Regions from separate parts of the Homo sapiens genome. Here regions 1, 2, 3, 4 and 6 are each linked to region 5. The links are chromatin contacts, found by Hi-C or POLR2A ChIA-PET in ENCODE. All regions are on one chromosome and are shown on one strand. Each heading gives the region's core, a stretch centred on a gene start or an enhancer-like site at or near the end of the contact. The rest is flanking DNA. Distances are from core to core; before and after follow the strand shown.

Region 1 (4,838 bases), core at 317-2,816, 710 kb before region 5:
ATCCATCTTCTGCCACATGGATTCCAGTTTCCATTGTGAGAAAGGGGTTCAACGAGCCATGGCATTTTCCACCAGAGGGTCAGCATCTGGGCCTCTGTTATTTTTCCTTTTGAGGCCCAGTTTTCTTGAAAACGAATAAAACTTACAGCTCTTAAAAATACCTAGGATGGGCTGGGCGCAGTGGCTCATGCCTGTAATCCCAGCATTTTGGGAGGCCGAGGCAGGCAGATCACGAGGTCAGGAGCTCAAGACCAGCCTGACCAACGTGGAGAAACCCTGTCTCTACTAAAAATACAAAAATTATACCGGGCACAGTGGCTCACGCCTGTAATCCCAGCACTTTGGGAGGCCAAGGCGGGCGGATCAAGAGCTCAGGAGTTTGAGACCAGCCTGACCAACATGGTGAAACCCCGTCTCTACTAAAAATTAGCTGGATATGGTGGTGCACGCCTGTAATCCCAGCTACTTGGGAGGCTGAGGCAGGAGAATTGCTTCAATCTGGGAGGCGGAGGTTGCAGTGAGCCGAGATGGCCCCACTGTACTCCACCCTGGGCAACAGAGTGAGACTCCATCTCAAACAAAAACAAAAACAAAAATGAGCCGGGTGTGGTGGCACATGCCTGTAATCCCAGCTATTTGGGAGGCTGAGTGGGGAGAATCACTTGAACCTGGGAGGCAGAGGTTGCAGTGAGCCAAGATCACACCACTGCACTCCAGCCCGGCCAATAAGAGTAAAACTCCGTCTCAAAAAAATAAAAAACAAGAAAAACCTAGGATGGGCCGGGCATGGTGGCTCATGCCTGTAATCCCAGCACTTTGGGAGGCCGAGGCAGGGGGATCACTTGAGGTCAAGAGTTTGACACCAGCCTGGCCAACATGGTAAAACCCCACCTCTACTAAAAATACAAAAATTAGCTGGACATGGTAGCAGGTGTCTGTAATACTAGCTACTCAGGAGGCTAGGGCAGGAGCATCACTTGAACCTGGGAGGTGAAGTTTGCAGCTAGCCAAGATCGCGCCACTGCACTCCAGCCTGGGCCGCAACAACAGCAACAACAAAATACCTAGGATGCAGCACTCTTCATGGATTTAATCTAATTATCATGTGAGATGAGTCAATGATCATGAATTGTAGGGGTAAAGAAAATGAGTCACAATGAGACCATTGGTGATGGGTCAGAAGGGGCTCCCTGGTTTCACCCTCCACTGCCCTGGGGGGTCCACGCTTCCCCTTGAGCTGTGGCTGGGTGATGCTGCCCTCAAAGGCCAGCTGTCATGGGCTTTCCCCACCCCGACCCTGAAATTTCCCCCATTTGTCTGAGCTATGGCCACCTTACTGGCTCAGAAGTCAGGCTACAATACTGCAATGGAACCGGGTGATGAAGTGTCATAAATAGTTAATACAAATTCTGCCAACAAGTTTGGGGTTAATAGCCGATCTTAAAATGGGTAAGGGAAAGAAAGGGAGAGGGAGGGAAAAAGGAGAGGGAAGAGAGAGAGAGACAAAGAAAAAGAGAGAGATTTTCTGGCATTCATCCTAAGCATTTCAGCCGTAAACTGGTTTAGGCCAGTGAGACAGGATGTTCTGCAGAGCAAAGATCACGTGACCACACAGTGCGAACAAACAGATGGTGTATCATTAACAAACTGCAACGCTGCATTTCCTAGTCTCTCCAGGGTGTCAGTGACCCAGGCAATTTAATTAAAAACATTAAAAAAAAAAAAAAAAGTGACAAGGGCCAAAGTTTCATCCTGTTTAAATTCAACTTCATCAAAAAAGTGGAGGGGCTATCCCTTCCATGAAACGTCCACATATGAGCCCCTCAGGGAAGTGGCACCAACGTGTAGGTCAGTGGCACAGTCAGGCCTCTGGTCAGTGGCCATTGATCCAGAAATGCGGCCAGGGCATGGCCAGGGCAGGGGCAGCTCCAGGACAGAGACCAGCTCGCCTCCCATTAGCCTCCTGGGGAGACAGGACAGGTAAACAGCAGGGAGCTCAGGGGGTTTTATGGACCAGGCCGTGTACACAGTTTGTCCCGAGTACAAACAAGCAGGTGGCCAGTCTCACCTTTGTTCTAAGAAGCGGGATCCAGGCAGGCCAGGAGGCCCAGAGGGTAGCTGTCAGGAGACACTGGGGCCCAACCAGGGCTTCCCACTGCAGGAGCGGGTCAGGAGCTTGGACACTCTCGGACACTCAGCACTGTCCTCGCTTGAACCTCCCCGGTAATGGCAGCATAAAGTGATGGTCAAGGGGCATCCGGTTGGGACTCAAGAAGCTTAATCCCAAATCCCTGCCCCACAGTCTACCAGTGACAGACACTGTGCTGAAGTCAGCCTCCACATGCTCACCTGTAGAATTGTGACAACATGGCAAGGGCAGGTGAAGGCCCCAGGATAGTGCCTGGCCATTGAGAGTGCTCTGTCGTGCAGGTGGGCATGGGCATGGGGCTGTCCAGAATTGAGCTGTTTTTTTGAGTTGGAGTCTTGCTCTGTAGCCCAGGCTGGAGTGCAATGGTTCACTGCAACCTCTGCCTCCCAGGTTCACGTGATTCTCCTGCCTCAGCCTCCCGAGTAGCTGGGATTACAGGTGACCAACACCACGCCCAGCTAATTTTTGTATTTTTAGTAGAGACAGGGTTTCACCATGTTGGCCAGGCTGGTCTCAAACTCTTTTTTTTTTTTTGAGACAGAGTCTTGCTCTGTTGCCCAGGCTGGAGTGCAGTGGTGTGATCTTGGCTCACTGCAAGCTCCGCCTCCCAGGTTCACGCCATTCTCCTGCCTCAGCCTCCCGAGTAGCTGGGACTACAGGCAACTGCCACCATGCCCTGCTAATTTTTTTTGTATATTTAGTAGAGACGGAGTTTCACTGTGTTAGCCAGGATGGTCTCGATCTCCTGACCTCATGATCCATCCACCACGGCCTCCCAAAGTGCTGGGATTACAGGTGTGAACCACCACACCCGGCCCAGGCTGGTCTCAAACTCTTGACCTCGGGTGATCCACCCGCCTCGGCTTCCCAAAGTGCTGGGATTACCGGTGTGAGCCACTGCGGCCGATATCTACGTTTTTAAAGACTCCTGTAATGGTGGCAAACTTGAGGCTCCTGGACATGGAAGGTGAAGAGGGCAAGAAAGCTGCAGGAGAAACCCTAGAGAGGTGGGACAGCTGGGGATCAATGGCTTAGGAATCTGTAAAGAAGGATATTTAGGTTTTTAGAATTTACATAAGGCCAGGCACGGTGGCACACACCTGTAATCCCAGCACTTTGGGAGGCTGAGGCAGGGGGATCGCTTGAGCCCAGGAGTTTGAGACCAGCCTGGACCACATAGGGAGACCCAGTCTCTGTAAAAAATAATTTTAAAATTTTAAAAGAAATTCATATAATCTTGGGCTTCCCAGCAGGTAAACAAAAGAATCCTAATTAATCTCAAGTGCAGATCATAAGAATTTGGAGAAACTGTTTGCACTCCAACATCTATGGAGATCAGTAGCTTTCTAGATTACAAAAATTCTAAATAAAATGTAACTTGGATAAAACTTGATTTTTGCACAGTGATACACCTAAAAGAAGCACAACTCTGACTCAAAGGCTTTGATGACAAATATAGGCAGATCACATGGCGTATCACATGCGATGAGCCATTCTCAAACATCTTTATCCCTCTCTCCTCTCAACATTTGTTCATCATTTGCTGATATTTATTGAGCACCCAATACATGCTCTGCTCTGGATGCCGGAGCAGCAAACAAGACCCTTTCAGTTCCTGCTCCACTACATTCTAGAGATGAAAGGCAGACTGGCAAATAGCTAGATCTTGCAGGGTACAGTTACTTTAGACGAAAGGCAGAGGTATCTCTCCGTCGCTCAAAGTATGATCCGAATGACAGAAGAATCCAGCCACATAAAGATGTAAGATAGAGCCTTCTAGGCAGGGGCAACAGCTTGTGCAAAGGGCCTGAGGCGGAAATGAAATGAGCCTGGCATGTTTCTGGAGGGAAAGTCAATGTCTCTGGAGTAGGGGTAGCAAGAGGCGGGTGTCGGGAGGTCTGCAGGAGCCAGATAACAAGAAAAGGCCTGTCGAAGATCTAGTGTAGAATCATTGCGGACCCTACAGACGACGCAGCATTAAGGATCTATGCTGAAAGCACTCCCCTCCAGGTGAGCAGACCCAGGTGTGAAGAAAAAGCTTTGCTTGGCTGTGTATCCAGGCAAATGCTGGATGAAGACACTGATACGCTTGAAGTTACGATCAAATGTCCAGGGCTGTATCTTTCACTTTTTACTTTTAAAAATTTATTATTTATTTATTTATTTTGAGACAGGGTTGAGCTCTGTTGCTCAGGCTGGAGCACAATGGCCCAATCACAGCTCACTGCAGCCTTGAACTCCTGGGCTCAAGTGATCCTCCCACCTCAGCCTTCCTAAATGCTGGGATTACAGGCGAGCACCACCACTTTTTTTACTTTTTTTTTTTTTTTTTTTTTTTGAGACAGGTCTCACTTTGTCACTCAGGCAGTAGTGCAGTGGCACAATCTCAGATCACTGCAACCTCCACCTCCTGGGCTCAAGAGATTCTCCTGAATCAGCCCCCAAAAGTAGCTGGAACTACAGGCATGCAACCACCACGCCCAGCCAATTTTTGTGTGTTTTTTTGTAGAGATGGGGTGTTCCCATATTGCCCAGGCTGGTTTCAAACTCCTGAGCTTAGGCAATCTGCCCACCTTGGCCTCCCATAGTGCTAGGATTACAGGCATGAGCCACTGGGCCTGACCAGCCTTTTAGTTTTTATGATTGCTTACTTTAACCAAAATTTTTAGTTAACCAACCAACTGCAAAT
Region 2 (4,382 bases), core at 1,185-3,684, 710 kb after region 5:
TTTTACTTAAGAATTACAGATCCATGGATGATACTGCTGATAAAGGTGTGCTTAAACTAATGCACGTAATAGAATTGGCCACATAAAGAGTCCTTTGGGTGGGACATGCAAACTGAATCTTCCTTGGGAAGCAAATGGCACTTAAACACAATGCCTGCCTGCTGTTTTGAGGGAAGATACACCTTAAATGATTATTTTGTTTGCTCATGGCTGGTGAAAGCATCAAGACTGCATGGAAAGGCTTTTGCTGGGATACTCACAAGAAAGAGGAGGTCCAGACCCAAGTGAACCTCCAGGTTTCCTGTCTGCTTCACTTTCCAGTCCCCCTTCCCCCCAGTGAATGTGCATGATTCCGGTGTGGACAGAGGAACTGGCTGCAGGAGCAAAAAAACATTTGCCCTCAATCCATCACTACCCACAAAGAGTTTACAATGTTAACCTCAAAAAAAAAAAAGTGATCAGAACACTGGAACATAGTGTGTAATTAGATACAAATATTTTCTGTTTACTTTTTTAAAACTAGTAATTTAGCTGAAATCAATAATGAAACACAGTGACTCTTCCCCTTGAATCTCCTCCCACCACCAGGTAATCAGTTTGCAGTTCAGTGTTAACTATTCTCCACTTCCCACAAGCACATAAGGCTTTATTTAAGCTTTGGATATTATTTAAAAATCAATCTGCATGTTGCTTTTTCTTTTTCTTTTTCTTTTTTTTTTTTTTTTTGAGATGGAGTCTCACTCTGTTGCCAGGCTGGAGTGCAGTGACGCAACCTCAGCTCGCTGCAACCTCCGCCTCCTGGGTTCAAGCAATTCTCCTGCCTTAGCCTCCCATGTAGCTGGGACTACAGGCGCCCACCACCACACCCAGCTAATTTTTGTATTTTTAGTGGAGACCAGGTTTCACCATGTTGGTCAGGATGGTCTCCAGCTCCTGACCTTGTGATCCGCCTGCCTCGGCCTCCCAAAATGCTGGAATTACAGGCGTGAGCCACCATGTGCCCGGCCTGCATGTTGCTTTTTTGTTGTCGTTTTTGTTTTTTCAGAAGGAGTCTCCTGTCACCAGGCTGGAATGCAGCGGCACAATCTTGACTCGTTGCAACCTCCGCCTCCCAGGTTCAAGCGATTCTTGTGCCTCAGCTTCCCGAGTAGCTGGGATTACAGGTGTGCACCACCACGCCCGGCTAATTTTTGTATTTTCAGTAGAGATGGGGTTTCACCATGTTGCCCAGGCTGGTCTTGAACTTCTGACCTCAGGTGATCCGCCCGCCTCGGCCTCCCAAAGTGCTGGAATTACAGGTGTGAGCCACCGCGCCCTGCCTGCATGTTGCTTTTTAAAAACAATGTATCATCCATCTATGCCAATAACTCCAGATCTGGCTTTCTTTTCTTTTCTTCCTTTCTTTCTTTCCTTCTTTCCTTCCTTCTTTCCTTTCTTCCTTCCTTCCTTCTTTCTCTCTCTCTCTCTTTCCTTGCCTTTCCTTTCTTTTTTGAGAAGGAGTCTCGCTTTTGTCGCCCAGGCTGGAGTGCAGTGGCGCGATCTCGGCTCACTGCAAGCTTCGCCTCCCGGGTTCACGCCATTCTCCTGCCTCAGCCTCCCGAGTAGCTGGGACTACAGGCGCCCGCCACCACGCCCGGCTAATTTTTTGTATTTTTAGTAGAGAGGGGGTTTCACCGTGTTAGCCAGGATGGTCTCGATCTCCTGACCTCGTGATCCGCCCGCCTCGGCCTCTCAAAGTGCTGGGATTACAGGCGTGAGCCACCGCGCCCTGCCTGGATCTGGCATTCTTTCTAATGGTTGCATTATGTTCCGAACTATGGCTGTCCTATGATTTATTCAACCATGTCCCTATCCGTGGATGATCGTGTTTCTAAAAAGCTAGTTTTTCAACCATTAGAGCGGCTCAAGGAGCTGCTAAACAGCACTGGGCGCATAGGCTGGGTTTGACTAGACAGGATTAGCGAGGGGGAAAAAGACTAATTACAAGCAGTTGCGTACTCTGGAGATGCTCCCCTTAGCAGAAGCTCGGTGGACTGTCTGCAGCCAGACCTCCGGGCCTGGCGGCTGGCGCGGGAGGCAGAAGGCGGGGCTTTCCTACAGGGCTCCGTGCCCCGCCCTCCCCGCGCCGCCTTCCACCTCCGGCCGCGCGGGGGCGCTCCCCGGCCGGCTCTGTCGCTTCCGCCGCCGCCCCGCCCACCCGGGCTCACCCCTCGTCCCGATTGGCTGCGCGACGGGAGCGCGCCGAGTCAGGGGGCGGGCCCGCGCCCGCTACAAAGCGGCGAAGGTCACGGCGCGAGGAGGCGCGCGTCGCCGCCCCGCGTCCCGCCTGCGGCCCGCGCCCCCGGCGTCACCGCCTCCTGCCCGCCTGCCCGCCTGCCCGCCTGCCCGCCTACCCGCCTACCCGCCTACCCGCCTACCCCCCTGCCGGCCTGCCGTCCTTCCACGCGGAGAGCCATGGAGGGAGTGAGCGCGCTGCTGGCCCGCTGCCCCACGGCCGGCCTGGCCGGCGGCCTGGGGGTCACGGCGTGCGCCGCGGCCGGCGTGTTGCTCTACCGGATCGCGCGGAGGTGAGTGCATGGTTCGGCCCCACGCGGCCCTCTGCGCCGCCCGCCAGGCCCGCCCCCGCGCCGCCCCGGCCCGCTGCCCCCCTCGGCCGGGACCCGGGCTGCCCGCGGGCGCGCGGAGACCCCCGGCGCGCGCCGCCGCCCCCCGAGACCGGGTTGAGACTGCAGTCGGGAAGCGGCTGCGGAGTCGAGTGGAGCGGCGGGGACTCCGGGAACGTGGGGCGCGGGCGAGAGCGCCGCGCGGGGGCCACAAACTTCCTCCGGGAGCCGCGGGGGGCTGGAGCCGGTGCGCACGGGCCGCCCCTGCCCTCAGCCCCGTGCTGGGCCCCGGTGCACGGCGATGCTGGCGATCGCGGCTGGCGGTTGCTGCTCGGCATGTGACGTCCCGGGCGTTTTTCTACACGCCTCGCATCCGCGCGTTTCAGAGCCACAGCCCCTGCTTACGCTAGAGCAGCTGAGGGACAGGGAGGCTCAGTAACTTGCTGTTAATGAGAGGAATCATGGTTTGAGCCGATGGAATCTGCAGGGCAGACCCCGAGGCTGGGCTGCCTCCCAGAGGTGGGCAAGGCCTGAGATGCCTCCAAACAGTTCAAGACGGGCCGGGGCCACCCTCCTCCCTGCCCGGCTCACGGGCCATGCGGGCCCCCGGGTTCAGATCCGGCCTCTTTCATCGGCCTCCATCGCCAGGCATAAAAGCTTAGTGGCCTGTTGCTTCAGCAGAGCCTCGCAGGTAGCTTACTGTTTCTCCACTTGATCCACCTTTCCAGAGGGCAGGGGGGAAAGTGGGGTTGTGAGAACATCCTAGAAAGAGTGGATGGGTTTGCAGCTTCGGCAAGGGATGCAATGAGCTCACACCCTTAGGAAAAAGGGGAGAAGGGACTTGCCCACTCAGCAGCAAGTGGCAGAGCTGGGGTTTGAACCCTGATCGTCTGGCTGGTCTGTTTGTTCTTCCTTAACACATACCGGTGCTGCTTCTCTCCTCCAGGGGGGAAACGGGGAAAAAGAAGTACAGGTGGTTGAGTCACAGAGGCTTCCCAGAGGAGGAAGGCATGGGAGGGACATCAGCTGTGTCTGGAGGATGGGCCAGATGTGACTGAGGAGGGTAGCTGGGGATTGAGTGACCCCAGCCCAGAGGTCCCTGACAACCCAAGTCTCTCCATGTCGGTTTCTGCTGGATTCCTGGAAGTTGAGCATCTGCAGGACCAGCTTGTCCAAGCCGGTGGTTTTATACCCAGGGGACCGAGGTCCAGAGACCTCAGGTGATTTGCTCACATTCCCAGAGCATGTTGCCAGCTGAGCTGGTCCAGCACCCGGTGTTCTTCCTGGACGAAGCCGCCTCTCAGCTAACCCAGGATGGGGGGTGTTGCCTCAAGGATGAGAGCCTGGGGGAGGGGATAGTCTGCCAGCCACACAGCACCTCCGTTGTGTTTATTGAGGCTGGACTTGGACTGGGTGGCTCACTGTGCCACACACTGCAGCTGTCCTCAGGGATGCTGTCTCCCCTTCCTGCCCTGCTGGCCACAGCTCTCCATCTCCTGGAAACAAGAGTCTGGGGCCTTGGAGAGATATTGGGCTAGCTGGTGCCAGGGGAACTAGGAGGGTGCCTGGAAGTCCTTTCACGCCCCTGACGACACCAGCAGGTCACGGTGTGGCATTGAGACCCTTGCTGTTGATTGGGCCGAGAAGGGCCAGCCTTTCCCAGGATGCTTTAAGATGTCCTCATAGAGCACTGGGTTTCACCTGGAGGTCATAAATTGGCCACTGTCACGATTCAGAAGCCAGACCAACCTAGCAAGAGGTTGAGCCTTCCTCCGAGGA
Region 3 (4,235 bases), core at 1,094-3,593, 770 kb after region 5:
ACCCGGCTAATTTTTTCTATTTTTTTGTAGAGACTGGGTTTTGCCATATCACCCAGGCTGGTCTCAAACTCCTGGCCTCAAGGGATCCTCCAGCCTCGTCCTCCCAAAGTGCTGGGACTACAGGCCTGAGCCATCATGCCTGGCCTGGGCCTCTGCTTATTGCAGCCTCTGGAGCCAGCACGGGGCCCAAGGTGGTCCTGAGAGGCCCAGGCATCTCTTGGGTAGAAAAAGTCCTTCTCTAAGCCTCAGATCCCTCATCTGTCCAAGGGACCAATAACAGCTGCTTTACTTCCCAGGCTGGATTGAAGAGGGTCCTTTAAGCCATTGTTTCACTAAGCAATTGACTGGCTCACCCTTCACCCTATCCTGGGAGGGCATGAAGCCACTGTTGTAATCTCAGGGGTGGGCTCACCCACCACCCCCATACTCTTGGTCCACCAAAGCCTGGAGGTCGCTGCTGTCAACCCAGGGCTGAGCAAGGAGGGACTTAGGCCCTGGGCTGTCTCCCCGAGCCTCTCAGTCATGCCTGCTGTAGGGGAGGAGAGAGTGGCCTCCCTCTACCCTCTAAATTCCTTGGCTGGGCTCCACATTAAATTTACATAAGGCAGATTAACAAGAGAAAAACCATGTGTAACTAAGACCTATGCATGGGAATCCCACAAAATACAAGACTGGATGAAGGCTCAGATGAATAAAGCTCATATAACATCCTACAAGGGACAGGAAACATTCCTTCAGAAAGGAATAGGGCTTGGGTCAGGTGTGGTGGTTCACGCCTGTAATCCCAGCACTTTGGGAGCCTGAGGCGGGTGGATCATGAGGTCAGGAGTTCAAGACCAGCCTGGTGAACATGGCGAAACCCCACCTCTACTAAAAATACAAAAATTAGCCAGGCACGGTGGTGTGCACCTATAGTCCCAGCTACTCAGGAGGCTGAGGCAGGAGAATTGCTTGAACCCAGGAGGCTGAGGCTGTGGTGAGCCAAGATCACGCCACTGCACTCCAGCCTGGGCAACAGAACAAGATTCCTCAAAATAAACAAAACAAAGAAACAAAACAACAAAAAACAAACAAAAAAACATGAAAATCAGCTGGGTGTCGTGGCGTGTGCCTGTAATCCCAGCTACTTGGGAGGCTGAGGTAGGAGAATTGCTTGAACCCAGGATGCAGAGATTGCAGTGAGCCGAGATGGCACCACTGCATTCCAGCCTGGACAACAGAGCAAGACTGTCTCAAAAAAAAGAAAAGAAAAAAGAAAAAGAAAGAAAAGAAAAGAAAAAAAGGAATAGAGGCTTGGGATCCTGGGGAGGTGGTACACAAGTTAAGGGAGAGTGAGGGGAGAGAGGGTAAGGTGAATGAAGCTTGTCTTCTTATGCGGATAAAATTTCTCAGGTAAGAAAAGTTAGCTCTGAGCAGCCCTCCGCCTGATACTAATACTTTACCAATGGAGATTTTCCTTTTCTTTTCTGTTTTTGAGACAGGGTCTCACTTTGTTTCCCAGGCTGGAGTGCAGTGGTGCCATCATGGATCACTGCAGCCTCCATTTCCCTGGCTCAAGCCATCCTCCCACCTCAGCCTCCCGAGTAGCTGGGACTACAAGGTGTGCACCACCACGACTGGCTAATTTTTAATTTTTTTGTAGAGACGGGGGTTTCCCTATGTTGCCCAGGCTGGCTTGAATTCCTGGGCTCAAGTGATCCTCCCGCCTCGGCCTCCCAAATTGCTGGGATTGCAGGAGTGAGCCACAGTGCCAGGCCTGGAGATTTTCTTTATAGATAGAAATCATTTTACAAAAGGACAGCTTTTCAGATCTACTCCTGTGCCTGCAGTTTCTAAGAATAATCCCTTCAAAATATGGCGAAGAAGTATATTTTGGGGTGGCACACGCTGGTCTCCCATAGTCACATTTTGGGTGTGTGTCCTGAGCCCCAACACTGGTCACCTCGCAATGGCGCTTGGGGTCCCTGGGTGCCTAGAGCTGCAGGTTACCCCCTCTTCTTCTCCTGCTCTCAGCCTTTCTCCCGCTCCTGCTGAAATTCTTTCCTGCGTGAAGGCGGAGCGCTTAAAGGCGCCTAGGACCTTTATTTCGTTGTTTTCCTTTGCATAAAAAGAAAACTTGTTTTGTAGAAGGGCAAGCAAGGTGCAGCTTCCAGAGGCACCTGGGATGATGCCCCTCTAGCGGTAGGCGAACTGGGGAGTGTGGGCGGCGGGGGAAGGCGAGGCCCTGGAGGACCTGTTGTTTTTCCTGTTGCAAGTGAAAAGGAAACAAAGTGGGAAGTGGAGTGTGCGGGTTGGCGGCAGGCGGGGCGCCCCGGCGCGCCCCGCCTCCCTCCCTCGAGGCTCACTCGCGCCCAGCGCAGTCGCTCCGAGCGGCCGCGAGCAGAGCCGCCCAGCCCTGCCAGCTGCGCCGGGACGGTAAGCGATCGCCGCTGGCTGCGTCAGGGGAGGTGGGAAGAGGACCGCGGCCAGGGGCTTTGGGAGCTGCGGCTGCGCTCGGGGGCGCGGGGCTGGCTGGCGGGCGTCTCTCCGGCACACACAGCCCGTGCGCCCTGGCCCTGGGCGCCTCCCCGAGTCTAGCGAGCCGGGTCCTGGGAGCCCCGGGGGCCGGGCTGCTGGGACCTGGGCGGGGGCTGCCCTAGAGGCCCGGGGCCGTCCCCCGTGGGCCCGCCGAGAGGGGCGTGCGCAGCTCCCCGGCGCCTGCACTGCGCGCCTTGCCCGCCTGGCCCGGCAGCGGGGTTTCAGCTGCGCTCACAGCGGCGGTGCGGCCTCCGGTGCGCCGGCTGAGGCGCGAGGATACTGGAAGCGCTCAGCGCGTGCGCCCGCTCCGAGCGCTGACTAGAGGACCAGGGGCCTCCTCTGTACGGCAGCGGGGTCCACAGAGAGCGCGCTGGTGATGTCGCCCGAGTGCCCTGGCGCGGAGAGAGGGCTGCGCACAGTTCGCCGGCGCCCGGGTCCTGTGCGCCCTTCCCAGCCTGGGCAAGTGGGGAGCGGGGCTGCAGAGGGGCCGGGGTGGAAGTTTTCGGGGCTTCCTCCCGGCTCGTGGACCCGCGCCCCGCCTCCCAGTCCCGGGCCTCCCGCGTTGCTCGCCGCGTTTGCTGCAGCGGCGCAGGCGAGATCAGCTCCGGATCTGCGGCCGAGCCGGGGTTACGCCGGCAAAACCGCCCCCAGCTTTGCATTTCCGGACTTTTTAAAAAAATACTCTTACCCGTAATTCAGCCTGAATGAGGCTTTTTAAAAAAATCGAGTTTCCTGTTTTTATTTAGGCTTCCTCATTTGCACCTCCTCCTTTGAGGTAGAGAAGAGGGGAACTGGGACGACCTTTCGTGGGCACCAGGATGGGGGCGTTGCAGGGCGGGGAGACGGGGGTCCAGAGAACCGGGGAAGGGCCGCTGGGAGGTCCCGAAAAGTGCGCTGTGGGTGGGGCGAGGGTGAAGCAGGTAGGGGCGAGATTTCCGGGGTCGCGGGTGGGGGGCGCCCTGGAGCGGCCAAGGTGCAGGGTCCTCGCGTGGCACCCTTGGGATCTGCCCAGTTTGCGGATGGAGCGCGGGGCTGATCGGGCAGGTCTCACTTGTGCAGGTGTTCCCTGGAAGGTGGGACCTGCAGATCTTGAACCCCACCAGACTCCATCAAGGGGGCTTCTTCCCGCCGATTCCTGAGAAGTCCTACCTCTGAGATGCTGGGCACAGCCGCACGTGGATGTGGGCGGGTGTGCCGTGGGTTGGAGTGGGAAGGGGCAATTATTCCTCTCTCAGGGCTCTCGGAGGGGAAGGTTTACTGCTCCCTAGGGACTTTGAAACCAAGGGCTAACCCCCTGCTCTCTTCCAGGAGAGTGGGATACCGCCCGGGTGCCTGACGGTGCCTTGGTGTTCTTGACAATTGAATGGTACCATCGGGACATTACTCCCCAAAGAACTGGTCGTTCTTACCTAGGTGATTTCAGCTGGACAACTGTAGGAGCTGAGTGGTGTTGTCTTCATTTTACAGTTAAGGAAACGAAGGCTCAGAAAAGTTAAATAACTCACCAACCCACACAGTTTACAAGTAGTTTCTCCAGGATCCCAGCTCTTTCCGACGCCAGCGCGTTTAATCATCTGGGGGTGCCGTTGCTTGCGGGGGAAGGAGAATGTCCTAGTAATTCTCTTGGGGGGGATTTGGAGGGGACGACTGTTCAGAGAGGCACCCTCTAAGATACCCTTGAGACTCCTCTGTAACACCCGCTGCTGCTGTTCACACCC
Region 4 (4,809 bases), core at 2,113-4,612, 780 kb before region 5:
GAGATAGTGCAAGTTAGAGGTGAGGAACCAGGATGGATGGGAAAATGACAGGAGAGGCAGGTGAAGATGTCATTTCAAAGGAAGCAAATGAACACGGTTTGAGCAGTATAAACCCTGAAGAGCCATAAAAGCAAAATCTAAATATCAGGGATTATTGAAGGGAAGGAAGAGGGAAGCTGCAGGGTCAGCGTGAGGCTGGAAGTGGAGGCATGGAACAGGGAAGCTGGGAGATGCAACCTCAGTCTGGCAAATCATTATAGACTCTAACCATCAGCATGGTGGAGACCAACTGGTCCCTCCTGCCAGTTGCGTATCTTGAACTCTTCAGGTATGTAACTGATAAATGGCAGCTAGGGTTTCTCAACGCCTCATCCACTCGGAGCCATCTAATCTCCGTCAACACGGTCAGATGTCTGGTTCCTGCTGCTTGGCCTTATTTCCACGGGCTGTCCATGTCAGCATGGAAGTGAGCACTCGTGCAGCTTTGGTGGAGAATAAAGGTCATGTACATACGTGCTCATTTCTAAATGAGCTGTAATTATATTTGCATCTCAGGACTCCATGACTCACCTCTGCCCTTATTAACTCCACCCAGTGATCTGCCTCTTGCATTCAAAGATGAAGTCACTCCATCCACTTCACTTTTCAAATCTTGGCAGAGCTTTCATGATGATTTTTTTCTTTGAAAGGAATCCAAAAGTTTGGATACCAAACTTTCAGAGCCATCAAGGGCTCCTAGGGAGACGCGTCCATCCCCAAATGTGAGGTGTGTTGTGTTGTGTGTTTCTTGCTGAGACATGGTGAGCTCCTCCACATCAGAGGGCAAAGTGCCCATGGGCAGCAAATGTGCTTGTCACGTTGAACTTTAACCAAAGATCAAAAAGCATGGCGGAGATTCGAGTTTCTTAATCTAAGTCGGTTTAAACTCCTGGTGAGAGGGGAGAAGCAAAACAAATATGAGCGTGACATCCTGCTTTTAGCGCTGAGAGCCGTGGTTCACAGGAAAAGGCTGTGAATCAGAAGGGGCCAAGAGCTCATCCTCTGGTCAGCACAAGCGATGTTTTCCACAAGGGAATGAGCCGAAGTGAAGAAGGCAGAAAAACACTGGAATCCCTTAAAATGCCTTGTTGTAAACACACGTCTCAAGTATTTGTTGAGTATTTACTATGGTGAGGAGATTGTCTTAAGTGCAAAGAAGACATAGTTTCTGCTCTTTTGGATTTACATTAGACAGTTACTAAGATAAATGGGAGGATCTGGAGATGAGGATTTTTCATTGTTTGTGGATGTGGGAAGCAGTCTTCACAGATGCAGTATTGGAGACCAGTATCCTTGGTAACAATGGTGAAATTATTTATTTTCTCTAAAAAATTGTGATTTTTAAAATACTTTAACTATCAGATACTAGAAACATAAAATAATGATTCCCAGTTGCTAAGATTCATATCGGCTAAACATTCACGAGGTTCCTATAACATGCCCTCACATACCTTACCTTATTCCGTGACCGCAACAACTTTGTGAGATCGTTTTATCACCCCCATTTTACAGATGAGGAAACTGAGTCTTGGAGAGGTCAAATAACCTCCCCAACCTCCTACTAGTAAGTGGCAGAACAGGGATCAAAACCCCAGGTCTTCTAGTCATAAATTCTCTGCCTTCCACTCTATCAAAGCTGCCCCATGAGGAAAAAACACCTAAAATTGACTCATCTCTATGCCTATGGAAAAAACCTACCTAACCCCTGAAGTCAAGGAAACTTAAAATTCTCCTGCCAGATAGACTTCAGCGCTGAAGGACTTTAGGTTTCAGAATCCCTTCTTATACACCACTCCCACTTTGGGGTCTAATGAGGCTACCACATGAAATCTATCAAGCAAATCTGAGATTTTCAGGGCAAATTGAAAAATCCATAATGTTTACATGGTCTAGATAAATTGTTATTGTTTATTTATATTCCAATTTCCTAAGAACTGATAGTAAAACTATCCTTACATGAACATGAAGAAAATTTCCAACACTCCAATATTATTTGTATCTACCTGTACTATCTCCAAGCTTTCCAGTTGAAAAATATAAAATCTGTGTTACTATTGGCCTCTGTCCCTTATTCCTGGACCTGGGCGTTAGCCTAGAGTCGCTCTGAAGTTAATGATTAAAATCTTTGAGTGGACATTCTCCACCGTTTCTTGGAAGCATTCTTGAGTTACCCGTTAGTTTCCAGTCTTAAACAGAGAAATACAGATACCACCTATTGGTAATGGTTTTTAGATCATGAATCTCCTTGTGGGATTACTTTGGAACATCTCCCCGCTCTTTATCGGCAGGCCGGATGGTGAAGGTCACTTCATCCTTTATCAGATTGTTATTCAACCACAATCCTTCTTTCAAGGATTCAGAAATACACAGGTTTCTACTAAAAGAAACGTCCATATCTTTAACCAATGCCTGTTTCTAGCACATTTCTCTAAGCGTAATTCTTTTTATCATCCAGATTCTTATGATTCATTCAAAAGAAATTTAGAGCCAAATCTGGCTTTTAAGCAAATATTTCTAACAAACTGACCTATTTTAGTATCACTCACCATAAGGTTATTTCAGGATGGTGAATGACAATATGCCAATGAACAGCAGAGGCTACCTTTTTTGATTCCTAAACAACCAGATTTTGTGAGACTACGTTTTTCTTCAGTGATTCATAATCAGTTTTGCAATTTGAAAGCAGTTTATGAGTCATTCAGTTTATGAATTTGTTGTCACTTCCTTAGAAAAGGGCTCCCTTTCCTTATAGCTTTTCAAGTTTAATTCAGTCGCCTGAAAGCTTTCATTTAACCTCAGTTTTTTCTGCTCCATGAAGAAAAACGATGTTATATATCCATTTTACTGTTACTATCAGGTAAGAAGGCCTAGGGACTAGTGACATCAATTCCACGAGCCATCAGTGTCCTGGGCTTTTAATTCACAGAAGAATGGATAGTTGTAATGAAAAAAAAATCTTATAAAAATACCAGTCCTGTTTTCTAAGTTTTAAATACAGATTCTCTGTTTTTAGTTATCTTGTTTCTGCTTCCCAATGCAATAAACTCTAGCCACCTGCAGGACTGCTGGATATTCTGATCTCTCCCTAGGATGAAAGAGCCACTTTAACTGGAAATCTTTACAACAAAACACCCTCAACTATTCAAGGAAGAAATTCGGTAGACTTCCATGCACGAGGCCTTTGAGAAGAGAAAATAGGCCCTCGTTCAGGCCCAGACAGATCATTGACAGCGTTTTTGGATTCCTTTTTTGATCAGGAAATTAGATCAACATCCTTATAGGGAAAGGTTCATTTGGGGCACAGGTGGGGCTCTTTAGTTAAAGTGTCTACTTCTCAGTCCATATTAGGCAACAGGAACTGCCTGAAAGGCACTTATTTTTCATTCTGTGTCATTCAACCATAAATGACTCAGTTCTGATATTATTTACCAAGCTCCTGTTGAACTCATAGGAGAGGCAGCTGTGCAGCACTCGTAATGCTAATCTTAATATAGTCTCAGCAGGGTATGCAGTCAGTGAGAAGTAAGACGGGTCATTTTTCCTTAAGATCATATTAATTAACTAGCTGACTCATCTCCCAGGAACTGGATTGAGTCCTCAAAATGCTTCATTTCTAAAATCATGGAGGCTTAATCTAAGTAATTTTACTGTCATCTGGTAAAGCTTATTAAAGCTTAAGGGTTTTTTTTAAAAGGCACACTTGAAAACTTAGAGGATTAGAGAAACTAAGGTAATTTTAGTAGCAGCAATGAGTATTTCATTTTTAACATTTAAACATTAATCTGGCATTCTGAAAGGCCTGAGATCTTATTGCTTCTTAAAATAGGCTTTGTTTTTTAGAGCAGTTTTAGGTTCACAGCAAAATTGAATGGAGAGTTCCCATATACTCCCTGCCCACGCAGGCACAGACTCCCCACTGCCAGTGTGCTGTACCGTAGTGATAAATTTGCTGCAATTGATTAACTCGCATTGGCACATCAGTATCACCCGAAGTCCACAGTTTACATTAGAGTTCACTCTTGGTGTTGTACATTCTATGGATTTTGACAAATGGATAAAAACACTTATCTACCATTATAGTATCATACAGAATAGTTTCACCGTCTTAAAAATCCTCTGTGCTTACCCACTCAGATCTTATTTTTAGTTTCAAAGTTAATGATCTAAATATGAGAACTGAAATCTGCAAATTTAAAAAAGCACAAGAACCCAAGTGTTTAACTTAAAATCAATGGTTCTTAAAAATCATTAATATAATGTAAAAATACTAAATATTAAATTTCAACATTAATCTTGAGATTTAATTAATTCAAAACATATGTCTGAAATGTACCTTTGCAGTAGCCATGAAAAAAATGTGTTACCTAAGTAAATAGTTTAAGTGTCTGAGAAACTTTTGGCCAAGGGACTGCAGTCACTATTGCTAATTCCCTGCTATCTGGAACTTAGCTACAATTAAGCAAATAAACAACAACAACAAAGGACAGAAAAATCTCTGAAAAATCCCCCCAAATTAGGAAAATAAGCAACACAGTTCTTTTCTTTTCTTTTTTTTTTTTTTTTTTTTGAGATGGAGTCTCTCTCTGTCACCCAGGCCGGAGTGCAGTGGCATGGTCTTGGCTCACTGAAACCTCCACCTCCTGGGTTGAAGCAATTCTCCTGCCTCGGCCTCCAGAGTAGCTGGGATTACAGGCATGTGCCACCATGCCTGGCTAATTTTTTTGGTATTTTTAGTACAGACAGGGTTTCACCATATTGGCCAGGCTGGTC
Region 5 (4,751 bases), core at 2,046-4,545:
CTCGACGCAGAGTGGCCCAGGAGCTGTCTGAAACTGGCTATTGTCATGAGTGAACAATGAGGGCTGGCATGGGAATGGAAAGGAACCAAGAACAGACATGAAGGTCACAAGCAAAACCACCTAGGGCCAAAAAGAGGGTGGCGGGACCAGGGGAAAACCTTGCTTGTAGCAGAATTAAAACAAAATAGTGAATGAAGTTTGGACATAATTCTTCAGATTAATATTCACTTAGTAGGTATTTGATCAGAAATTCTGAGTTTGGAAGTCAGGAACAATGAAGTCCTTGGACCGTGTGATCTTGGCTACTGCCACTTCCTGGGACTTTCCAATTTCACAGTACTTGGGTCTTCAGTGTTGTTATGTCATTAATGATAACATCTTTATTTTATTTTAGTTACTTTTTTAAGAGATGGCGGTCTCACTATGCTGCCCAGGCTGCTCTCAAACTCCTGGGCTCAAGCGATCCTCCCCTGCCTTGGCCTCCCAAAGCATGCTAGGATGATTATAGGGGTAAGCCACCAGGACCAGCCAATAATGACATCTAATTATTTCTTCCCAACGGGGTTTTATAATTTGTAAATAGAGGAAAGATTCTTTGAACACCAGGATACTTCAAGGGAAGGGGCTTCCTTTAACACCACCTTAAAAAAAAAAATACAAGAATTTCCAGCAATGAACAACAAATACCAATTCCTCAAAGAAAAACCCATTCTTACTTTTTTCCTTGGCGCTCTCCAAAGAAACTAACTGAACAACTTATAGAACTGAGGTGGGTGAGAGGAACTTAGTGTTTAAAGCCATTATCTACCTGGGCTCCCCTCCAACATCTTCTCTGGAATGTCCTGAGGTGGCAAGTGGCAGGTTTTTAACTTTCAAAATTATTTACTGAAGTCACTTCTGTGGCTTTGTTGTCTATGTAACAATGGAGTTTTATTCATTAGCCAAAAAAAGGTACTTACTTTTTACTAGGTTCCAAAAAGGCAAATTTGTTTAAACATATTTTTAGATTTAATTTTGCGTTTTGGCAAATTATATACCCGAGTAACATTTCCATCACTGCAAAAAGTTATCTCAGGCCATTTCCAGTCAATATCCCCCTGCCCCATCTCCAGGCCACCACTGTGGTATACTTTGAGTATTTCAGTCATACTTTTAAAGGCAATTTTATTAGGGTGCCTCAGTACTTTTGTTTTCATTTTAGTGACTTAAGACGAAAGAAAGTCTTGGCCGGGCGCGGTGGCTCACGCCTGTAATCCCAGCACTTTGGGAGGCCGAGGAGGGTGGATCACGAGGTCAGGAGAGGAGGCTGAGGCAGAAGAATGGTGTGAACCCGGGAGGTGGAGCTTGCAGTGAGTCGAGATCGCGCCACTACACTCCAGCCTGGGCGACAGAGAGACTCCGTCTCAGAAAAAAAAAAAAAGACAAACGTCTTAGGATGTGAAAATAAAGTGTGATTTTTTTTTTATTTTTTGAGACGGAGTTTCGCTGTTGTCGCCCAGACTGGAGTGCAATGGCGCCATTTTGGCTCACTGCAACCTCAGCCTCCTGTCTCAGCCTCCCGAGTAGGTGGGATTACAGGCGCCTGCCATTACGCCCAGGTGATTTTTTTTTTTTTTTGAGACGGAGTCGCGCTCTTTCGCCCAGGCTAGAGTGCAGTGACACGATCTCGACTCACTGCAGGCTCCGCCTCCAGAGTAGCTGGGACTACAGGCGCCCACCACCACACCCGGCTAATTTTTTGTATTTTTAGTAGAGATGGGGTTTAGTAGAGTAGGATGGTCTCGATCTCCTGACCTCGTGAGCCACCCACCTCGGCCTCCCAAAGTGCTAGGATTACAGGCGTGAGCCACCGCGCCTGGTCGATTTTTGTATTTTCAGTAGAGACGGGGTTTCACCACGTTGGTCAGGCTGGTCTCTAACTCCCGACCTCAGGTGATCCTGAGGAGGCCCACCTCGGCATCCCAAAGTGCTCGGATTACAGGCGTGAGCCACCGCGCCCGGACCATTCACAGCTTTTTTAGCTGCCTGGATGGAACCCCGAATTAGGGACACGGTAAATGAATGGAGCAGTCAGGGCCCGGGTGGGCCTGAAAGGCAAGTGAAGCAATGGACCCTACCGCCCAGAGAAGCGCACAGAGCAGGGGAACATTGAACAGGAAGCTTTCTTAAAATACATCCTTCTTGGCCTAGCGCGGTGGCTCACGCCTGTAATCCCAGCACTTTGGGAGGCCGAGGCGGGCGGATCACCTGAGGTCGGGAGCTCAAGACCAGCCTGGCCAACATGGTGAAACACCGCCTCTACTAAAACAACAACAACAACAAAAAAAAAACAAAATTAGCCGGGCGTGGTGGCGCATGCCTGTAATCCCAGCTACTCGGGAGGCTGAGGTAGGAGAATCGCTTGAACCCAGGAGGCCGAGGTTGCGGTGAACCGAGATCCGAGATCGCGCAATTGCACTCCAGCCTGGGCAACAATAGCAAAACTCAAAAAAAAAAAAAAACCAAATCAGATCAGGCCCGATTTTTGGTGGCCAGCCGGGGAGCCGCTCTTGCCCAACTTGGGCGAGGTCGCCTGGAGGACTTGCCAATGATCTAACGGCTCTGCTGTAGGTTCCTCAAGAGGTGCCTTCTCGGAGTTAAATGAGTCACCGCTTACTAGGCAGAAGCGCGGGCCGCGAGCGCGGGCGAGAGGCGGGGGCTACCGGTGGGGGAGGGGGCCGCAGCCTCGTGGCCATCTCCACTATCGCCGCCCTCCTCCATTTTAGGAAGGGCCTGGCCTGAGTGGCCACCGCCGCTAAGTCTGCGTCTATCCCAAAAACCTTACACTTGGCTACGATGGAAAAGCAACTTCCACTCCCAACTCCCGCTGTGCTAAGCAGCTCGCGTGTGCAGCTCCCGACCTTCCCTGACAGTGACTCGGCCCCGCAGTCGGTAATCACGTGTTGATCTGCACTTTCCCCTCCAAAGAAATCGGGGGCCCAGCACGTGCGCCTGGCATTGCGCCCCCGCCCCGGGCCTCGGGGTGAGCGGGGGCGCCAGTTCCCACCCAGGGAGGCGGCTTGCACGTGCCCCCGACCCCGCCACGCTGGGCCTGCGGGCGCGCCGCCTCCCTCGGAGGGAAAAGAGCCCCACAAGCCCAGAAAAGCCCTGCGCCGCCTGCCCGTTGCTCAGCCCTTCCCCAATCATTACCTAGCCACTGGGTCTCGTCGCCTAGGAGAGGAAGCGGAGGGTGCTGCAGACACCGAGGTGAACGTAAAGCCGGCGAGATCTCCGTGCTCCGGGTACCCACAGATACTGTCCGCGCCGCCCGCGCCGACTTCCTGCCTAGCTAAGGCGAGCCCCACCCACTTCCCGCCTCCGGGGCACGCCCCCTCAGCTCCGCCTCGCCATTCGTCGGGAGAGCCGTCACTCATTCCCTCACCTCCCGGAAAGGGGTGGGACTGCGACGGCTGCAGTAGCGTGGAAAGGGGGGTGACGTCCCGCGGACTTGAGGCGGGCAGATCTGGGGGGCCCCGACTCCCCAGCGGCCCTGTAGTGGTGCGGGCGAAACTCTGGCCCCAGATAGGACCGGTGAGCCGAACTGGGGTGTGCGGAGCCGGGGCTCCGGGGGATGGCCCGGGGCGGCGTGGCGGGCATGAGAGCTCGGGGCTCCGTCACGTACTCCGAGTCCCGCACGCACTCAGCGTCGCTCTGGGGCCCCACGTCCGGCCCTCGACCTTGCTGACAACTTTGGCGGCCCGGGCCTGCCGCGGCCCTCCTGCCCCGCCCCTCCTGCCTCGCGCCGCGATCCGAGAGACCCCGTTGGCGTCGAGTCGTTGAGAGGCTGCGCGCCTCGGCCCCACTCCGGGGTTGGGGCGCTGGCCCCGCCGCAGCGCTGCGTGTCCGGGGCCACGTGCGCCGCCTGCGCCTGCGCGCTGCCCTCCAGCCGCGCCCGTCTGGCCGGGCTCCGCCTGGCACCCGCCAAGGTGACCCTGTCCCTTTCTCCTTGCTGCGGTGAGAATCAGGCCGAGACAGCCAAAGGAAGGTTCACTTTCCTTTAATTCTACCTCATACTTTTTGAGTGCCTTCTAGGTGTCCGGCGCGCCCCCACGTGCTTCCCCAGTGTTAATTCATTCTCTCTCTAGTCCATGTCATGTTGCCTCTCAAATTTTACATCCCTCTCATTCCCATCTAGGGAACTAGATCAAACCTACCTGGATTCTTGTGAACCATTCATGTGAATTATTTGGAACTGGAATTTCACACAGACCCGGGGAATTTCTCAAAGTTCAAGACGGGTCATATTCCGTGGAATACGGAAGGAGTTGGAGTGATTTCACTTTTCTGATCAAGAACTGATAGCCATTAAAACTCAGCTCCGCAATATATCCCCCCACTCCAAGGGAGGGCTGAGATGATCACTTCGTTTTCTGTTACGGCTACTTTTATATTTTTCAACATTACTGCTGGTCTGTAAGAGAACTAAAACATCTGATTTTCCTCATTTCCTTGTAAAGAGGTGTTCAAATATGTACTTGAATTTAATTATTTCTTCTGGTCAGCTGCAAAACCTGCTTTTCTTCCTTAACCCCTAGCATTTTTATCCTCTTAGCTACAGACAGGTTTCCATGGCGTTGGTTAAAAATTAAGGCCTATTGAGACCATAGTATTTGCTTTCCAGTGAGTAAGAAGCAAGAACTTTAGGATTAAATTCAGCAAAAAGAAAAAAAAAAAGAGTAAAATTTTGCAAGCAGAGTTTGTGATTTCACCAG
Region 6 (4,616 bases), core at 1,069-3,568, 850 kb before region 5:
CCATTAGTTTCAGCAGAAAGGAAGTATTATCTAGCTCAACTTTTGAGAAGCAGCAGTCAAGAGGTATTTTCACACAAAAACTCAAGCATAATTAAATCTTATAAAGAGTGACCAGTATATATTGTGAACTGCAAGTAGGAAAACCGATGATTGAAACAACAGTTTTACCCGTCAAAAATATCAATAATTCAGGCATTTCATAACAGCCATAAAAAAATTAAACAGATTTGCTTTCCAACCCTTATCAATGACTGCTCCAATCCTGCTGAGCCTTAAAAGGTAAAACATGCTTTCATGCAATTATTTATCAACATCAACTATGTGCAAGGCTGCATAAGATAGAAGCTATACAAGGCAGAGTGCCTACCCTTAAGGAGTTTACAATCTAATATATCTGTCAGGTTATAAATCGTTAGTCTAAGACCTCTATCACTTATTATCGAGTGTCCCCTGGAACACACAGGTGAAAATAAACTTCTGCTTGAAGCAAAGGGAATGACAAATAGTTTCTGAAGTCCATGCTAAATCCTTTGTTATTTTTCTTCAAACTTGCTAATATCTGGAAAAGAACTTGCTTGATAACATATTGGTAACCAATTATAGCCAGCATGTTAGCAAGAAACCAGCTTCTTTTATTTTGGTCTTTGCAAAATTTGATCATTTGCTGATACCTAGCCTGTCTTTGGTCTCTGTTCAAATAAAATTTCACTTAAAACTGTATATTGTAATTACAGAAATATAAGAAAAGAAATGCAGTTAAAAAAATAGGTACGGTGAACTTGGGATGTTCAGTCTCAACAAATGTGTGTACCCACTGCATTCTTACACATTTATAAAAGGTTGAACATTTGTTCTGGAAGGGAAAAAAAGGGCATTTTAACCTCACCTTTCTTCACCCCTGACAGTTGCCTAGAAACCAGTCTTGCCCTACCTGTGTTGCAGGTGTACCTCAAGTCACCGACACATCTCTTTTAAAGCTACAGTCTCCATTCTGACTTAAGTTTATGACTAACCATCTATTCATATTTTTATCAGGTAAGAGACTGGTTTCTTTCAAGCAATGATGAAATCCTAATAAAGACTTAGCAAGCACTAATACAGCACCATTCACGGTTAAAGAGTCATCTAATTTGTACAGGGCTATGATATACATATAAATACACACACAAAATTCCCAATAAGCATTCACGTCTTGAACACATAATTTTGCAGTCCGATTCCATTCAAAGCCGTACTTAAGACACTCAGAGCAAAGAATCACGTTTCTAGGAGAGAAGGAAGAGTTCAGAACAGCTTAGACGAATTTTTAAATACTGATTTCGGCATTACCATCGTCGCTGTGAGATTAGGCAGAGGGAGCGGGGCTGACCGCCAGAGAACCGGTACCAACCACCGCAAGCAATCGCCGAGCCTCCCACCCCAGCTTTCAAGACAGGATTTACGGGTACACGGTGTGAACAAGACAACGCAACCCCCTTTTTACAAATAAAAAAAAAATCAAACAAGCCCCCAGGCCCGAAGACGCTCATCCCCGCCGGGCAACCCCGCGAGCGCAGGCTGCGGGACGAGGACCTTCATGCTCGCCGCTCCCGAACCCCCGTCCGCTCCTGCGGTCCCGGTGCTGCGGGGACGTATCCCGGGCGCTCGGGTGCATGGCCCCGGCCAGCCGAGGGGCCGCGCGACGACCACAGCCGGCGTGGAGAAGGCGGCGGGCGCCGGCACTTCGCGGCGTCCCCAGGCCCGGGCTGCGCCGCCGGGGAGGGTCCCGCTCTCCACACCTCAATGGGGAGAAGCCCGCGAGCGACCGGCCGGCCTCTCCCTCCATCCCAGAGACTCCGCGTCGCGGCGACCCTCCCCGCGCCCTCCACGCCCCCGCCCTCGCGTCGGGGAGCCGCCTGGATCCCGGCGCCCGGCGCGGGGCCCCCTGAGGGAACGGAGCGCTGCGTGGCCCTCCCCACCCCCTCAGCGCGCCAGGCCCCTTACCCCGGAGGAGCGGCGGCTGCCCCGCGGCGCCCTCCCGCGCATGTCCGTCCCGGCTGGCTCAGCGCCGCGGGCTCAGGGGCCCGGACATCGCGCAGGCGCCTCTTGCTGGCTCGCGCTCCCGCTAGCACTCTGCCTCGCACCGGACCGCCGTCGCCGCGGCTGCCGCCGCCGCCTCTATATATAGCATAGGCCGCCGGGCCGTGAGGTCGCCGCGTCCCGCCCCGCCTCCTCCCGCAGCCAATCAGGGCGCGCGCCGCTTAAAGGGGCGATGCCGTGGCCGAGGCGTTGCGCCGGGCCCACCGTGGCGTATCGCGGCGCTGCAGGGAGCCGGCTTTGTCTCCCGGAGAGGCGTCTCCGGGCTGACCGCGGCCGCAGCTCCGCTCCTCTGCCTGAGCCGTGCGGCAGCCCTGGGAGCCTCTCAACGCCGAGCTTTCCTCAGAAGCCCGCGGCGACCCGGGCCTCGGCCGCTGTTCCTGCCCGAACTGAGGGCACATCGCGCTTCGCGCGGGATTTCCCATAAATTCAGGCTCCGGGCAAGATTGTGTGTTTTTTCCTCTCCGCGGGCCGCCGCTGGCCGTGTGGGCCGAAGAAGCCCTGGAGGGGGAGAGGGGAGCCGCTCTCGACTGGGCTTGCGGCGTGGGAGGGACAGTGAGGGACACTTAGGGACTGTGTGGGGCAGTGAAGGATAGTGTGGGATGATGAGGGACCGTGTGGACCGGTGAGCGACTGTGTGGGACAGTGCGGGACGATGAGAGACGGTGTGGGACGGTGAGGGACAGTGCGGGACGATGAGGGACAGTGAGGGACTGTGTAGGACAGTGAGGGACAGTGTGGGACGGTGAGGGACTGTGGGACAGTGAGGGACTTTGGGACTGTGAGGGACTCGGACAGTGAAGGATGGCAAGGGACAGTGTGGGACAGTATGGGACAGTGGACAGTGAGGCACTGTGAGGGGCGGTGAGGGACAATGAAGGATGTCAAGGGACAGTGTGGGACAGTGGACGGTGAGGTACTGTGAGGGGCGGTGAGGGACAGTGTGGGACTGTGAGGGATGGCGAGGGACAGAGTAGGACAGCAAGGGAGGATGAGGGGACAGAGTGGGCCGGCGTGGGGCGGTGAGGCTACGCGGGGGGAACCCAGGGCTCCTCTGACTGCGTTGGAATATGGAGGAAAGGTCCTGCTCGAGGTTGAGCCCTTCAGGGTCGCTGTGGGTTTCCAGGAGGAGCTCCCTCACTACTGACTTAGGGGGCCCTCGGCTTCCCAGGTTTGTGTTTACTCAGGCGACCTGAGCTGGCCCCGACGTCTTTTGGCTTTGGAGAGGCCACGGATGCCCAAGGACAAAGCCCCAGCGGGCCTGTGGGAGGAGGTTTCTCGGGGCGCCAGTGATGCAACTTAGGCTTATAGTTTAACCGTAAAATAAATAATACAAATGATAACAAACCAAGAGTGACTAAAGTCAGAAAAAAAGCAAACAGACGGAAACCCTCTAGTTTTAACTAGAACAAATTCCCTGGCTGGTCCTCTGTTGGGAGAGCCCAGAGACCTGTCGCTGACCTCTAGCCTCCTGGAGCCCCTGCTTGCACTTCAGCAATAATGCCTGATAGTTAGACACTGATCACTAGCTAATTGGGGTAGTTTAACATATGGAATGAGATTCTGGCCTTATTATCAGGTTAACTATTAACTCTACACCCCATGAAATGATTTGCCTTTCCCCCACTATTATTTACTTACATTCTTTTTAATTTAATTCAAAGGCCTAATTTTGAATTCAAGGCCTTAAGCACGAAAAGGAAAAAAAAAAGAAAAAGAATCTGAAGTATCTTTGCCCTCTCTCACTTGCAAAACAAACGAACGTTTTGCAGAGAGAAATCTGGCTTCCTTTCTGATGGCTCTTCTGGCTTACAAGGGGCTGTTGGGTCATTTTCATGCCTATGCCATTTGTCAACAATTCAGTTAACCTATCTTCTTACAGCCATTCATTTAGTATTATTTTAGGATGATGGAAATGAGTCACAACTAATTGCAGAGTTCCTTACCAACTAACTAGGTTTTTTGATCCAAAGAAAATCTGTCCCGATTTTCCTCCCATTTTGGCGTCATTTATGTTTGTGGCTTACCCATATGCTGTTATCAGTGTAAAAAAAAGATGAGTGTGAGAACTTGCCAGGGTACATCTTTTCAAACCTCACGGGACAGGATTTACTGAATGGGCACCTAAAGGAGCTCAAGTTTCATCTGAAAGGAGCCCTGGCTATACTATTTCAAGTCACTACAATACAGTTGTAATTTGTGCTTCGGCCTTATTGGCGTGCTTTTACATTCCCCTATTCATAAAACAGTGATAATCACCAGAGCAACCATCAAACACACCCCTTCTTTAGAGAAAGAAGATCAACAGGATACTCACTCTACAGTTGTGAGCTGTATGATGTGCTAATGTTTTGGTAAATTATCAAAAATCATAAAATCCCATGAGTAATATGTGATTAATCTGATTTTTCTATTTTAAACAACTTGCAAAATAAACTTGATTTATTCATTTTTTGGGGAAAACCTGTTTAGCCACTAGTTTGCTGTGTTTAGCTTGCAGTTATATAATATGGCTTTCTCAGCTGTGGAAGAATTACATG

Evidence for each region. A loop is a pair of places that touch in the nucleus more often than their neighbours do. ChIA-PET counts read pairs that join two places held with the same protein, here RNA polymerase II (POLR2A). Pooled maps may share reads with other maps.
Region 1: a pooled map shows a loop between it and region 5 (29-fold over the local background). The contact joins the enhancer-like site here to the promoter of ENO1 in region 5. A Hi-C loop is called at or near these places in 2 of 37 single-sample maps with no recorded cell type and 6 of 50 pooled maps. POLR2A ChIA-PET finds 5 or more read pairs at or near these places in 2 of 52 experiments (CD4-positive, alpha-beta T cell and activated CD8-positive, alpha-beta memory T cell).
Region 2: a loop to region 5 is called in a pooled map, with 14 times the contacts of the local background. The contact joins the promoter of TMEM201 here to the promoter of ENO1 in region 5. A Hi-C loop is called at or near these places in 1 of 37 single-sample maps with no recorded cell type and 10 of 50 pooled maps.
Region 3: a map of CD8-positive, alpha-beta T cell shows a loop between it and region 5 (10-fold over the local background). The contact joins the promoter of PIK3CD here to the promoter of ENO1 in region 5. A Hi-C loop is called at or near these places in 1 of 168 maps with a recorded cell type or tissue (CD8-positive, alpha-beta T cell), 2 of 37 single-sample maps with no recorded cell type and 10 of 50 pooled maps. POLR2A ChIA-PET finds 5 or more read pairs at or near these places in 3 of 52 experiments (GM12878, activated B cell and activated CD4-positive, alpha-beta T cell).
Region 4: a loop to region 5 is called in a pooled map, with 10 times the contacts of the local background. The contact joins the enhancer-like site here to the promoter of ENO1 in region 5. A Hi-C loop is called at or near these places in 2 of 37 single-sample maps with no recorded cell type and 3 of 50 pooled maps.
Region 6: a map of B cell shows a loop between it and region 5 (12-fold over the local background). The contact joins the promoter of ERRFI1-DT here to the promoter of ENO1 in region 5. A Hi-C loop is called at or near these places in 1 of 168 maps with a recorded cell type or tissue (B cell), 1 of 37 single-sample maps with no recorded cell type and 12 of 50 pooled maps.

The regions. Positions count from the first base shown.
Region 1 is chr1:8,168,330-8,173,167 of GRCh38, forward strand. No RefSeq gene overlaps it. Among named protein-coding and RNA genes, the nearest start is that of LINC01714, 38 kb to the right of the region's middle. RefSeq lists an enhancer at 4,727-4,838. Within about 2 kb of position 1,567, at least 26 of the 41 ENCODE cell types and tissues checked have a DNase peak (open chromatin) inside an H3K27ac peak, as active enhancers do.
Region 2 is chr1:9,586,477-9,590,858 of GRCh38, forward strand. It overlaps TMEM201 (transmembrane protein 201), which reads left to right and starts at 2,435. Exons shown (of 11, transcript NM_001130924.3): 1 at 2,435-2,567. The coding sequence starts at 2,455. RefSeq lists silencers at 2,031-2,440, 2,451-2,650, 2,811-2,880.
Region 3 is chr1:9,649,388-9,653,622 of GRCh38, forward strand. PIK3CD (phosphatidylinositol-4,5-bisphosphate 3-kinase catalytic subunit delta) reads left to right here and starts at 2,344. Exons shown (of 24, transcript NM_005026.5): 1 at 2,344-2,415. PIK3CD-AS1 (PIK3CD antisense RNA 1) reads right to left here. Exons shown (of 2, transcript NR_027045.1): 2 at 3,223-4,235. RefSeq lists a silencer at 2,257-3,146 and an enhancer at 3,327-3,396.
Region 4 is chr1:8,094,134-8,098,942 of GRCh38, forward strand. All of the region lies in intron 2 of ERRFI1-DT (ERRFI1 divergent transcript), which reads left to right. Among named protein-coding and RNA genes, the nearest start is that of ERRFI1-DT, 70 kb to the left of the region's middle. RefSeq lists enhancers at 336-1,535, 2,548-3,747, 3,113-3,162. Within about 2 kb of position 3,363, at least 18 of the 41 ENCODE cell types and tissues checked have a DNase peak (open chromatin) inside an H3K27ac peak, as active enhancers do.
Region 5 is chr1:8,875,391-8,880,141 of GRCh38, forward strand. It overlaps ENO1 (enolase 1), which reads right to left and starts at 3,296. Exons shown (of 12, transcript NM_001428.5): 1 at 3,190-3,296. ENO1-AS1 (ENO1 antisense RNA 1) reads left to right here and starts at 3,445. Exons shown (of 2, transcript NR_038351.1): 1 at 3,445-3,570; 2 at 4,175-4,495. RefSeq lists enhancers at 2,133-2,725, 2,726-3,319, 3,320-3,911 and silencers at 2,670-2,789, 3,000-3,049, 3,770-4,019.
Region 6 is chr1:8,024,175-8,028,790 of GRCh38, forward strand. ERRFI1-DT (ERRFI1 divergent transcript) reads left to right here and starts at 2,319. Exons shown (of 3, transcript NR_185980.1): 1 at 2,319-3,247. ERRFI1 (ERBB receptor feedback inhibitor 1) reads right to left here and starts at 2,135. Exons shown (of 4, transcript NM_018948.4): 1 at 1,984-2,135. RefSeq lists silencers at 1,951-2,050, 2,171-2,220.